2 separate regions of the Homo sapiens genome follow, and region 1 is linked to region 2. Evidence: chromatin contacts called from ENCODE Hi-C data. All regions are on one chromosome and are shown on one strand. Each heading gives the region's core, a stretch centred on a gene start or an enhancer-like site at or near the end of the contact. The rest is flanking DNA. Distances are from core to core; before and after follow the strand shown.

Region 1 (7,174 bases), core at 837-3,336, 110 kb before region 2:
ATTTCATATAAATGGAATTATACATTATGTGTTTTTTTCATGTCTGGCTTCTTTCACTTTGCATAGTGTTTTTGAAGTTCATCCACATTGTAGCATGTAGTCGCATTTTATTCTTTTTTTTGCTGAATAGTGTTCAATTGTATGGTTATATCATATTTTATTTATTCACCAGTTGATAGACATTTAGGTAGTTTCTACTTTTTGCCTATTATGAATAATGCTGCTGTGAACATTCTGTGGGCAAGTTTGTTCTATTGGGTACATACCCAGGAATGGAATTGTTGAGTTGTATGGTAAATTTATATTTAATTCTTTCAGAGGGCTGTACTTATTTTTTATTCCCTTTTAAAAACAGCTTTATTGAGATACAATTTGCATATCATAGAATTCATCTGTTTTAAGTATGCAATTCAATGAATTTTAGTATATTTATCGAGTTGTATAGACATCACCATCACCACAATCTAATTTTAGAACATTTCTATCACTCTAAAAAGAAATTTTGTGTCCACTTGTGGTGTTTTGGGTCTGGCTTCTTTTACCAGGCATGTGTAAGATTCATTCACATTGTACAATATATTAGCACTCCACTCCTTTTTATTGTCAAATACTATTTCATTGTATGGATATGCCATATTTTGTTTATCCGCTCAGTGGTTAATGGACATTTGGGTTGTTTCCACTTTTTGTCTCTTGTGAACAATACTGCTATGGACATTTATGTACAAGTTTTTGTGTGGATGTGTGTTTTCATTTCTCTTGCATAGGTACCTAGGAGTGAAACTGTTGTATTATATAGTAAGTATATATTTAACCTTGTAAGAAACTGCTAAACTGTTTTCCAAACTGGCTGTACTATTTATTTGTTTATCTTTATTTTTTATTTTTTTTGAGATGGAGTCTCGCTCTGTCACCAAGCTGGAGTGCAGTGGCGTGATCTCAGCTCACTGCAACCTCCTCCTCTCAGGTTCAAGCAATTCTCCTGCCTCAGACTCCTGAGTAGCTGGGACTACAGGCGTGTGCCACCATGCCCAGCTAATTTTTGTATTTTTAGTAGAGAGGGGGTTTTGCCATGTTTGCCAGGATGATCTCGATCTCTTGACCTCGTGATCCACCTGCCTCGGCCTCTCAAAGTCCTGGGCTACAGGCATGAGCCACTGCACCTGGTCTGGCTGCACTATTTATGAGGGTTCCAGTTTCTCCCTATTCTCACCAACATTTGTTATTGTCTGTCTTTTTTATTGTAGCCATTCTAGTGGAGGTAAAGTATATTTCATGTGTGATTTTTGTTTGTTTGTTTTTTGAGATGAGGTCTCACTCTGTTGCCCAGGCTGGAGTGTAGTGGCATGATCATGGCTCACTTCAGGCCCCACCACCCAGGTTCAAGTGATTCTCTGCCTCAGCCTCCCTAGTAGCTGGAACTACAGGCATGCCATCACACCCAGCTAATTTTAAAAATATTTGTAGAGGTGGGGTCTTGCTATGTTGCCCAGGCTGATCTCAAACTCCTGGGCTCAAGTGATCCTCCCAATTTGGCCTCCCAAAGTGCTGAGATTATAGGCATGAGCCACCATGACTGGATCTCATGTGGTTTTAATTTGTATTTCCTTAATGACTAATGACACTGAACATCTTTAAATGTGCTTATTAGCCATTTGTATATCTATTTTGGTCAAATGTTTTGCCCATGTTTTAATTGGGTTGTTTGTTTTCTTATTGTATTGTAAGGATTCTTTACGTATTATGGGGGTATTATCGGATACATGATTTACAATTGTTTTCTCCCAGTCCGAGGCTAATCTTTTCCTTTTCTTAATGGCATCTGTTGAAAGATTTTTGAGGAAAAAAAGGACAAAATACAGCCATGCTTCAGAAAGATAGGCAGGCAGCAGTACGTGGGATGGATCAAAAGGGACAGAGAACTCTTTTTGAAAGTTGTAATAAAAGGAACAGGCACAGGCCAAGTTTTAAAAAATTCTCCAGGAATCAAAGGGTTATAAGCAGCTATTTATTGAAGCCTGTTTACAGTCCAGTTAACCAGTAAACCAGAATCAGTGAAACTACCCATCTGGGGAAGTGCAAAAAACCTTTCAAAAGGCTTTCCTGGATTAGAGAAAGAAAGGGAGTGAGGGAGGAGAGATGAGTGGCTATTCCAGAACGACATAAAGAATTTCCAGCCTTGGACGGACAGCTGGGAACGTCTTCCAATTTGGACTGGTGTTTACAAGCGGGAAGCTAGGTGGACCTTGGATTTTGGCGGGTGAAGAGGCTAGGTTGTTTAAGGAGGTGGGGCGCGTTTCAGTGGCTCTCTTTGAAAAAGCCCAGCAAGATGTCAGACCTGCTCTCAGTCTTCCTCCACCTCCTCCTTCTCTTCAAGTTGGTTGCCCCGGTGACCTTTCGCCACCACCGCTATGATGATCTTGTGCGGACGCTGTACAAGGTGCAAAACGAATGCCCCGGCATCACGCGGGTCTACAGCATTGGGCGCAGCGTGGAGGGGAGACACCTCTACGTGCTGGAGTTCAGCGACCACCCTGGAATCCACGAGCCCTGTAAGTTCTGAACAGCTCTTGAGGGTGTGTGGGGCAGGGCCTTTCCCTTGCAAATCCAGTAATTGGAGTGGTTTCTGGGGTGGTCCGTGGACGCCTCCGCCTACAAGGTATTATCTCTTTCTCAGCCTGTGCTATTTCCCTCTTAGCCCTCAAACTGCCACTGCCTCTGGGGAGCTATAACCCTCCTTCAGCCTTCAGATCTTTCCTCCTTTTTGGGTTCTGTTTGCTCAAAACTTTAATGGTAAAAGATGAGTCTTCTTCCCTGCTCATGTCCCATATCCCTTCATTTCCCCCATTTCCTTTCTTTTCCCCTTACTATTGTTCTGTCTTTCCCCACCCAATGGCTCAGGAGACATAGGCAAAAACAATGAGCCCTTCTAGTTCTGCCAGGAAACTTAGAAGGGTATAGGGGAATCTCTTCGGGGAGTGACAGTGTGGTATTCCAGAGAGAGTTTGGGGACTTGGGTGTCAGTTTTATTTACTGGATTCTTTTTTATTTTTTATTTTTTTGAGACGGGGTCTGGCTCTGTTGCCCAGGCTGGAATGCAGTGGCATGATCTCAGCTCACTGCAGCCTCCACCTCCTGGGCTCAGGTGATCCTTTCCCCTCAGCCTCCTAGGTAGCTGGGACCACAGGCATGCACCAATACGCCCGGCTAATTTTTGTATTTTTAGTAGAGACAGGGTTTCATCATGTTAACCAGGCTAATCTCAAACTCCTGGGCTCAGGCGATCCACCCACCTTGGCCTCCCAGTGTTGGGATTACAGGCGTGAGCCACCGCACTTAGCCTGGATTCCTTTTTTTAGTTTGTTTCTACTGTAAAAGCAATCCATGTTTGGATTAAAATTTAGAGATTAGATAAGGAAAAAAAATAATAAAACTCACCCCAAATCCCACCACTGTTAATGTATTGATGTATATCCTTCCAGACTTTTTTCTATGCATATTTAAACCCTGACTCAAACACATGTAATTGTTTCTATAAAAATGAAATTGTATTATAACTGCCCTTCTCATTTCACAATCTGTTATGGATAGCATCCATGTCTATAAGTGCAGATCTACATCACTGTGGTTTTGGCTGTGTAATAGCTCATTGCATGACTATGTTTAACTGTCCATATATTGATGGACATTTAAGTTGTTTCTAATTTCTCACTTCTTTCCTTACCAGTTCCTCCTTCAAACTCAACTTCAAATCTCCCTTTACCTCTTCGCTTCCACATCCCCTGCCCAAGTCCAGACTCCATCACAAGCTGCCTACATGATTGCACTGAACTCCCAACTGGTTTCTAACTTCATTTTTTTTTTTTTTTGAGATGGAGTCTCACTCTGTTGCCCAGGCTGGAATGCAGTGGTGCAATCTCAGCTCACTGAAACCTCCACCTCCCGGGTTCAAGCAATTCTCCTGCCTCAGCCTCCCAAGTAGCTGGGATTACAGGCGTGCACTACCATGCCTGGCTAATTTTTTTTATTTTTAGTAGAGACGGGGTTTCACCGTGTTGGCCAGGCTGGTCTCAAACTCCTGACCTCAAGTGATCCACCCGCCTTGGCCTCCCAAAGTGTTGGGATTACAGGCGTGAGCCACCGTGCCCAGCCAGGTCTCTAACTTCGAACTGCTGCACTCTGAATCTTCCATTTGGTACACAGATGCCAGAAAAATTTTCCTAAATCTTGACATAATCCCACTTTCCTACTTTAAAAGCCTCACACTCAATGGACTGGCCATGGGATTCAGAATATTGCATGGAGGAGGCTCATAGAAGGCCATGGGGTTACCTGGGATAATTGCCTCGCTTTGAAACTGCACTTCCATAGCAAGCAGCCTGCTGTCAATCAGATCATATGTTCACTGTGGAAGCTCGTGAGTGTTCATGGACATCATGGGGTTAGCCCCCCAACACTCCAAGCCCCCTTGTTGGTGCTCCTGTACTTTCTAGCTTTCAAGGCCTTCTTTGAAGCTTTTTCACAGGACTCTAGCCCTCACTGTTCCCTCTTTTCTCTGAAGCACTATAACTGCTATTCACCCATTCATTCCTTTAATTCATTCATTCCACAAATATTTACCAATCACCTACAATATGCAGGCACTTTTGTAGACTCTGGAAGTACAGCAGAGAATAAAACAAAGACCCTGCCCTCATGGGCCCGAATTCTAGTGGGGTAAGACTGACAATAAATGGGTAACTACGTAAATACATATTACATCAGATGGAAATAAGTGCTGTAGAGAAAACTAAATCAGGAAAAAGAGATAAGGATGGCATGGAGGAAGACAAGGAGGAGCAGGAGAGGCACTCAGGAGAGGCGTCTCCACTGAGGTGGCTTTGAACAGAGAGCTGAAGGATGGGTGTGATGGCACATGCCGTGCTGATATTGAGGAGGAAAAGATGACGGGCAGAGGGAAGAGCAAAGGCAATGCTCTGGAGCATGCTTGGCACATGTGAGGAACAGCAAGGGGGCCAGTGCGGCTCCAGCCGAGTGAATGAGGGGAGAGCAAGAGAGGAGGTCACAGCCATGTGATGGGGACACCAGGCAACAGGAGATCACGCAGGGCCTCATAGGCCCTGGTAAAGATCTGGGCTTTTACTTTGAGTCAAGTGAGAAGCCACTGGAGGGTTTTTTAAGCAGAAGGGGGAGACGATCTGTCTTAAATTTTGTAAAGATCACTCAGAACAGGGGTCAGCAAACTACAGCCCAAGGGCCAGCCACCTGTTTTGGTAAATGAAGTTTTATGGGAACATAATCACGCCCATTCACTTTTATCTTGTCCATGGCTGCTTTTGCTGGAAGAGTTGAGTAGCTGTGACAGAGACATCACGGCCCACAAAGCCTAAAGGATTTACTCTCTAGTTCTTTATAAAAAAGTTTTGCCAACCCCTGACTCTGGATAATAGACTTTAAAGGGGCTAGGCAGCTGCAGGGAGACCAAGTGGGAGATTTATTGCAATAACCTAATATTGCCAATAGTACCAAGCTTGAAGGTGCAGGGGCTTGAACCAAAATGGTAGCAGTGATTGTTATGAGAAGTGGTTGTGTTCCAGATATATTGAAAGTAGAGGCCAGCTGTGGTGGCTTATGCCTGTAATCCCAGTACTTTGGGAGGACTGCCTGAGGCCAAAAGTTTCAGACCAGTCTGGACAACATAGTGAGACTTGTCTCTGTAATAAATTTTTTTTTTAGAAAATTAGCCTCGTGTGGTAGTGTGCACTTGTGGTCCCAGCTCCTCAGGAGGCTGAGGCGGGAGGATGGCTTGAACTGAGAAATTCGAGAGGCTATCCTGAGCTATGATTGTGCCACTGCACTCCAGCATGAATGACTGAGCAAGACCCTGTCTCTAAATTAAAAAAAAGAAAAAGAAAAAAGAAAAAGGAGAGCCAAAAGAATCTGCCATTAAGCATCTGCTAAGTGCATGGCACTGTCCAAAGTTCTACAGGGCAGTGGTTCCCAGACTTACAGATTTCATAAAGAAGTTAAAAAAAGTGTTGTTGTTGTTTTTTTTTAAATAAATAGGAGACCGGAGGGAACTAAAACAGATCTTCCAAATTTTATTTTACTGAATAAGGATGTGAAGAAAACTACCTGTCATCTACTATATCCATCCTTTTCTAACAGAAAAGACATTTTAACACCAAGAAAAGTAAGAAAGACATAATCTATGATTTAAAAAAATACACTAAGATTAAAGAATACTCGCTATGGAAAATCCACCACATGATCCTTATGGATTATAAGCATTCCTTTGAGAAAAACTGCTGTAGGTATACTAAGATAAATAATAATGGATGGTGTCACAAGTTAAAAATTATGTACACTGCTAAGGCCAGGTCCGGAAAAGGAAATAGAACATATATAAAAATAGGTAAAACCCAGCCGGGTGCAATGGCTCACACCTGTAATCCTAGCACTTTGGGAGGCCAAGGCGGGTGGATCACCTGAAGTCGGGAGTTTGAGACCAGCCTGGCCAACATGGTGAAACCCTGTCTCTATTAAAAATATAAAAATCAGCCAAGTGTGGTGGCAGGCACCTGTAGTCCCAGCTAATTGGGAGGCTGAGGCAGGAGAATTGCTTGAACCTGGGAGGTGGAGGTTGCAGTGAACTGGGATTTTGCCACTGCACTCCAGACTGGGTGACAGAGTGAGACTCCATCTCAAAAAAAAAAAAAAAAAAAAAGGTAAAACCGGGGAAGTCAACAGAGAGCTCTCTCTCATCAAGGAGAACCCAAGATGACTTCACAGAGTATCATGTGAACTGGGCCTAGAAGGGTGGTGAGAAGGATTTGGAAATGAGAAGATGAAGAGGTACAGAACCAGAAAAGTCATGGACGCAGGAAAGTATTGGGTGTAAGAAAAATCATTTGGCAAGAGCTTTTCTCCTTCCTCTTAAAAGAGGGCAAGAATGATTTTCTTTAGGTGACCCCAGAAACTTTCAGATCCTCAATTCTTACCTCAAGTTGAACAGTTAACATGGCCCAAGAGAAGACTGAGGAATGAGACATAGCAGGTGCCTTCCTATTCTGTGCCTTCAGATTTGGCCTGCTTAGATTTGAAGGAGTGATTTTAGTTTTCCTGTACTTCAGTGGGGACAATGGAGAACGAGCTCAGTCCTGCCCCCAATCCT
Region 2 (6,636 bases), core at 3,816-6,315:
TCTAATTTTTTGTAGAGTTGGGTTCTCACTATGTTGCCCTTCTGGGCTCAAGTGATCCTCTCCTCTTGGTCTCCCAGAGTGCTAAGATTACAGGCATTAGCCACTGAGGCCAGCCTTAGCTTAATGTCTTCAAGGTTCATCTGTGTTGTAGCACTTTACAGTGATACATATTGTAACTTTTTTTTTTTTTTTTTGAGACGGAGTCTTACTCTGTTGCCCAGGCTGGAGTGCAGTGGCCCAATCTTGGCTCACTGCAACCTCTGCCTTCTGGGTTCAAACGATTCTCCTGCCTCAGCCTCTTGAGTAGCTGGGATTGTAGGCATGCATCACCACACTTGGCTAATTTTTTTGTATTTTTAGTAGAGATAGGGTTTCGCCACGTTGGCCAGGCTTGTCTTGAACTCCTGACCTCGGATGATCCGCCTGCCTCAGCCTCCCAAAGTGCTGAGATTACAGGCCTGAGCCACCGCACCCAGCTCTACATTGTAAATTTTATTTCTGAATATGTTTTCTCTGATACATTTACTCTCATGGCTTTTAACTTTTACATGTCCAGTCCAATGTCTCACAAATCTGCAAGATGGTTGATATAAGAGCAAGGGCTGCAGGACTTAAGACATGGCAAATGAGTGGACCTGAGCAGGAGAGGTGGCATCATTTGGGGGAAGTACTCCAGGTGTGGAAAGTGTTTAAATATGTGGGACTGACCATGGAGGAAATAAACAGCAGTAAACCAAAAAACAAGTTCTGAGCGGACAGTGCCTTATGGGAGCTGAGACATTTCGTTTGGATGGGACTGCCCTGAATATTATTTATGAATGACAAGTGGAGTGGGACAAGGTTACACAAATCTGAAGTGGGGCCTGAAAACGGCGTGCTGTGGCCAGACAAGTTTAGAAATGCCAGATTGAAAAGGATTCTTGCCAAATTGTTTCAGTCTTTAATATGCTAATTTTAAAATGCTCCTCTAAGAAGGAAATATGGTTTATAGCCTTCCTGGAGTTTATCATGATCATGGAGCTCTTGTGTCTTGGAGCACAAAGATTAGCGTCCTCAGAACATGTTTTGGGAATTGGTGGGGACTAAACTAAGCTTCTTGGGTGCAGGGACTATAACTTATCTCCCACACAACACCAGGAAGGTTCCTGGACACATCATTGGAGCAAAGCTGGATTAATAGGTAACTGCCAAAGGCTTTAGTCCATAGAAAGTATTAAAATATCCTTGAGGCACAAAAAAAGTCACTGCAGATTTGAGTCCTTCCCCGACCCCCACATTGAATGGGTAAGACTGAGTGAGTGTCTCCTTTTGAGATTAGTGCTCGGGCTTTATTTTTTTCCCAGTTGGGTAGATACTTGGTGATAGGAGTTGAATTGCTTAGGACAATAGAGGAGACTCTAAACGCTACTGTCCGCCACCAACAGGATTAGAGAATAAATACCTAGAATGTTGGGTGAAGGGTCATCAAATGATTAGCTTACCCAGTCAAGCCAGATTTTTAGTTTGCATAGGGCTTTGGTTGATGCCATTTGGCTTGATAAATATTCATTGAATGTATGAATTATAGAAAATAGGAGGACCTGTAAATTCTCATCCAACTGTGTTATATATATAAATTGACATTTTAGAAAGATTAATCAGATTTACTGCCATTTTAGTGGGGAAAACAGAACTGCAATTCTGTTAAAATCCAGAATTTGTAATTCCTTGGCCAGTAGGGAGAGGAAAAAGGTACTTTAAAAAAACAAAAATAAAAAAAAACTGCTGGCCAGGCGTGGTGGCTCACGCCTGTAATCCCAGCAATTTGGGAGGCCGAGGAGGGCAGAGCACCTGAGTTGAGGAGTTCAAGACCACCAGCCTGGGCAACATGGCAAAACCTCACCTCTGTAAATAAATTAGCCAGGTGTGGTGGTACACACCTGTGATCGCAGATATTCAGGAGGCTGAGGTGGGATGATCACCTGAGTCTGGGAGGCAGAGGTTAGAGTAAGCCAAGATCACGCCACTGCACTGTAGCCTAGGTGACAGAGACCCTGTCTCAAAAAAGAAAACAACAACAACAAAAACCGTAAACAAATATTGGACTCTAGTTAAGATATATATGTCAGAGTTTGGTGGGAAATGTTTATGATTTATTTTGAAGTGCATCAAAATAAAAAATATATATATTTGAAATGCATCCAAAAAATAACACAAATTGATAAACGAATAAAGGGATAGATAATATGTGATAAAGTAACTGCAGTAAGATGTTAATGCTAGAATCTAGGTGGTGGGTGTAAAATTCTTTCAACCTCACTGTTTGAAAATTTTCATAGTTAAATGTTGGAGAAACAGAAAAATGGAAGTCTAGAGGATGTTGAAGGAAGAACCAATGAAGTTTAAGAAAAGTGATGTTTGCCATAAAAAGAACGTGGGCATGGGAATCAAACAGGCCTGAATTCGGGTTCTGGTTTAGCTATTTGTCAGCTAAAGAGATTGAGTAAATTGCTCAGTGGTGGTGCTGGGATTGGAATGCAGGCACCCTGGCTTTGGAGACTTGCTGTCTACCTTGCGGAGTCGTGAGGATTTAAGCTCCTAGATCAGTGTCTGACACTTGGTAGATAATCATACAATAGCTGTTGTTCTTAGTGTACCGTCTGCCATAGAGGATGAAGAAGTCCAAGACATTAATGCTTGACCTGGAAGATTTCTATGACATTGCTATGGCACTGTTGCCAGTGCCATACATAGATAGACAAGCTGGAAGGTAAAACTATTTTTGGGGAAGAGATGGTTAATTTAGTTTTAGGTAAGTAAAACTTGAGATTTTGATATGAATAGTTTCATATATTGTGACAGGTTGGATTATTGGAAAAAAATTTTTAAAAGATAAGAATAAAAAAAGAGTTTCATATATTTTCCCAAACTTCAACAAATCGTTTGTTCATCAAAAATCTGAAAATATTTTATGTGCCAGGCACTGCTGTAGACCAGTGAATGAAATAAATCTCTTCCTTCACAGAGTTTACATTCTAAAAGGGTTTGAAGAATTTTCTTTCCAAATATATCTATATTTCAAATGCAGAATGACTCCCTAAAGGTGGAAAGATAGGCGTTCACCAGCAAGGGAAGAAGATGGTGTTTTCATAGCAAATTTTTCTGCTGTCCCTGAAATCATGCCATATAAGCAGTAATTTCCTCGGTGTTCTCTCAAGCCCATCTGTGTTCTGATTTCCTCTGCAGTTCTTTTTACTTCTATCTGGAGTTGGTGGAACAGCTTATAGAAGCCATTTATGATTGTTTCAAAATATATGCTCAGGCTTCTAAAATGGCCCTGGCATGAATAAGAGTAGCTGCTTTTCATAGGGTATACAGGGCAGAGAAGACAGATGAGATTCGTCATATTATACATACTTTTGGGTCTCACACATGAATCATGTAATTTAGCGAGGCCGTGACTTCAGTACCCTTCTAGGGTGTGTGCTCCTCAGTGATTATGCACTCATTCCAATGGAGTAGGAGGTCAGTCAGTAAAAGTATTTATTGAGCCAGATTCTCCTCTGCTTCTGAGTCATTTTCTGGTAGAGTGAAAAGGTTCTCTGGGAGAAGCTTTAACTCTTTCAGATTACAAGCATTACTCCCTTTGTGTAATGGGGTAGTTCTCTAAGTAATTATATGGGGTTTATGCTAATTCTTTACTTGATATTTTAGATAATTAGATATATCTAGTCTGATAGATGAAATCTGAGAAAATGTAGTATAAGAAGAAAAATAGTATCTAATTTGGCCGAAGGTTAAGGAATAGTTTTAATAACATAAACATCTAGATGGCTAAGAAGTTTGCAGGACATTATGTGTGGTGTTTTTTTTTTTAAGAAAATACTTAGGACACCACCCTTATGTGGAAATCTGACATCTGGCAACTTCAGTCCTCTGGAAGACAGCCAGAAAGTAAGAAAGGGGCCTCAGTGCACATGAAAATAACTGTTGAAAAACTCTACCACGAACATGTGTCCTTTCCCACCACAGTAGAGTTTGTTAGCCTCGCATTTAGAGCTTGTTTACTTTTATTTATCTAGGAACTTTACATAATTTTGGTAGTATGCGTGTGGTCTCCCCTCCATAGCAGATCATAAACAGCAATATAGCAAGGGCGTGGAAAAGTTGACAGAGGAGAGCAGAGGGTAGGCTGACGTTGAAAGAGAAAGGCCTAAAAGATAGACAGTGCTGGTATTGTGTATCACAGCTTAATACAGTAATGTGTAGTCTTAATAATGAACTTGGACCCATCAGCCAAAGAGTAAGTCATGTTCAAGGTCTTCTAATAAAGAAGTCAGGGAAGTCTGGAGTGTGTCTATTTTTAAACAATCAAAGTTAACCAGGTTTTGACATGTTGAAATGGTAAGCTCCGTAGAGTTTATATGTTTGAAATAGCACATTCTCTGATGATGCTATATCAGTGACACAAATTTGAGCTTGCAGTTGATTATGGAAATGATGCTTTGTAATAATGACTAATGTTTATTGAGCAGCTACTATACCAGCCCTGACCTAGGTGCTTTCACACTGTTAGCATACTGGTTAAGGCTTTGGAGACAGACAGATTTGGGTTCCCATTACACCTCTGACTTACTATGTGACCTTGGACAGCTATCATCTCTCTGATCCCGTGTCCCCACCTGCCAAATGGGAACCAATAACATATGATAGGGTCCTTGCGAGGACTCAGGGAAGTACATGGTAAATGCATGTACCTAGGAAGTACTCAATGAATGTTAGGCACTGTTATAACTATAATAGTCTTGATGGTTATTATGAAAGTATGATTATCTCCATTTTTCTGGATGAGGAAACTGAAGCCCAGAGAGTTTAAGTAAGATGTCCAAGGTGAAATCGCTAATAAATAGTGGAGCTGGCCTGTGGACCTGGGTCTCTCTGACTACAGAAGCCTAGTGCTTTACATTCATATATGCTGCCTCTGCAGCATGTAATTATAATTAGATTTTTTTTGGTAATACTTAGAGAAAATGTGTTAGTAGCATCTGTGGGAAATACCCACTTACCACTTCTCTTTTCCACTGTGGACTCAAGTCGTCTTATTATAGACAAAAAGTCTATAATAAGTAACACAAAGATAACCTACTTTTGCTTGACAGTACAAATTAAATAGGTAATGTTTGTGTAGCATGATTTATTAACATCTTCTAGGTACTCCATATTAATATACTAAATGATTTATTATATGCCTAATATGTTTATCCACATCAGTGTTTTCTTGGATATAATTTTTTTTTTTTTTGAGACATAGTTTTGCTCTTGTTGCCCAGGCTGGAGTGCAATGGTGCGATTTTGGCTCACTGCAACTCCGCCTCCTGGGTTGAAGTGATTCTCCTGCCTCAGCCTCCTGAGTAGCTGGGATTACAGGCATGCACCACCACGCCTGGCTAATTTTGTAATTTTAATAGAGACGGGGTTTCTCCATGTTGGTCAGGCTGGTCTCGAGCTCCCTGACCTCAGGTGATCCACCCGCCTCAGCCTCCCAAAGTGCTGGGATTACAGGCATGAGCCACCGTGCCTGGCTGGATTATAAATTAACAGAGGTCAGGTATGGTGGCTTCTCCCTGTAACCCCCTGGCACTTTGGGAGGCCAAGGTGGGTGGCCCAGGAGTTTGAGACCAGCCTGGGCAACATAGTAAAACCCTGTCTCTACAAAAAGGTACAAAAAAAATTAGCTGGGCATGGTTATGCATACCTGTAGCCATATGTACCCAGGAGGCTGAGGTGGGAAGATTGCTTGAGCCCTGGATATCGAGGCTACGGTGAGCCACTGCTCTCCAGCCTGGGCCTCAGAATAGGACCCTGTCTCATAAATAAATAAAATTAACAGAGCTACCACTACCTTTTCTTTTTTTGTAATTAGGCACTTCATGCTTTTTGATGTGATGATGGTTGTATGTGAGATGGAAGGTAGAGTCCTCATTCATCTCTACCAAGACCAAATAAGTACTTGAGATGGTTGAAAATAGACTTGTACTTGGGAGGCTGAGGCAGGAGGATCACTTGAGCCCAGGAGTTCAAGGCTGCAGTGAGCTATTTTTGCACTCCAGCCTGGGCAACAGAGCAAGACCCCATCTCTAAAAAGAAAAGAAAAGAAAAACAGATTTCAGGCCTGGATACTCTGGTGATCTTCAGCTGCTCCTTTAAGAGACCTAGGGAGAAATGTAGCTGTCATCAAGGCTGATTGTCTACAGAGGGATGGATGTCCACTACTTATGTCCTCTCTTTCTGCTGCTTCAATACATACGTAGGTTCCCCAGCCACATGCATCAAGGTAATGGACACATCGTCTTATTACAGCACAGACACCGTAACAGTACAAGGATACTCCCCGGGGTTGGGCCACTGACTTCTGTGAACCAAAAACATATACTTGATCTGGCATAGGATGCTAAATCTTGTCTGGAGGTGCCATCTACATAGTCCTTTCTTCCTTTCTTACAGATTTTTACTTTTCTAACTTTTTTTTTTATAAAATAGAGGTGAAGTCGTGCTGTGTTGCCCACGTTGGTCTTGAACTCCTGACTGCAATTGATCCTCTAGCCTTAGTCTCCCGAAGTGCTAGGATTATAGGCATGAGCCATTCAATAGATTTTC

Evidence for each region. A loop is a pair of places that touch in the nucleus more often than their neighbours do. Pooled maps may share reads with other maps.
Region 1: a map of endothelial cell of hepatic sinusoid shows a loop between it and region 2 (4-fold over the local background). The contact joins the promoter of CPN1 here to the enhancer-like site in region 2. A Hi-C loop is called at or near these places in 1 of 168 maps with a recorded cell type or tissue (endothelial cell of hepatic sinusoid) and 1 of 50 pooled maps.

Annotation. Positions count from the first base shown.
Region 1 is chr10:100,076,781-100,083,954 of GRCh38, reverse strand. It overlaps CPN1 (carboxypeptidase N subunit 1), which reads left to right and starts at 2,086. Exons shown (of 9, transcript NM_001308.3): 1 at 2,086-2,552. The coding sequence starts at 2,330. RefSeq lists a silencer at 6,894-6,953.
Region 2 is chr10:99,974,005-99,980,640 of GRCh38, reverse strand. The region is part of intron 1 of DNMBP (dynamin binding protein); the gene reads left to right. Among named protein-coding and RNA genes, the nearest start is that of DNMBP, 33 kb to the left of the region's middle. Within about 2 kb of position 5,065, at least 9 of the 41 ENCODE cell types and tissues checked have a DNase peak (open chromatin) inside an H3K27ac peak, as active enhancers do.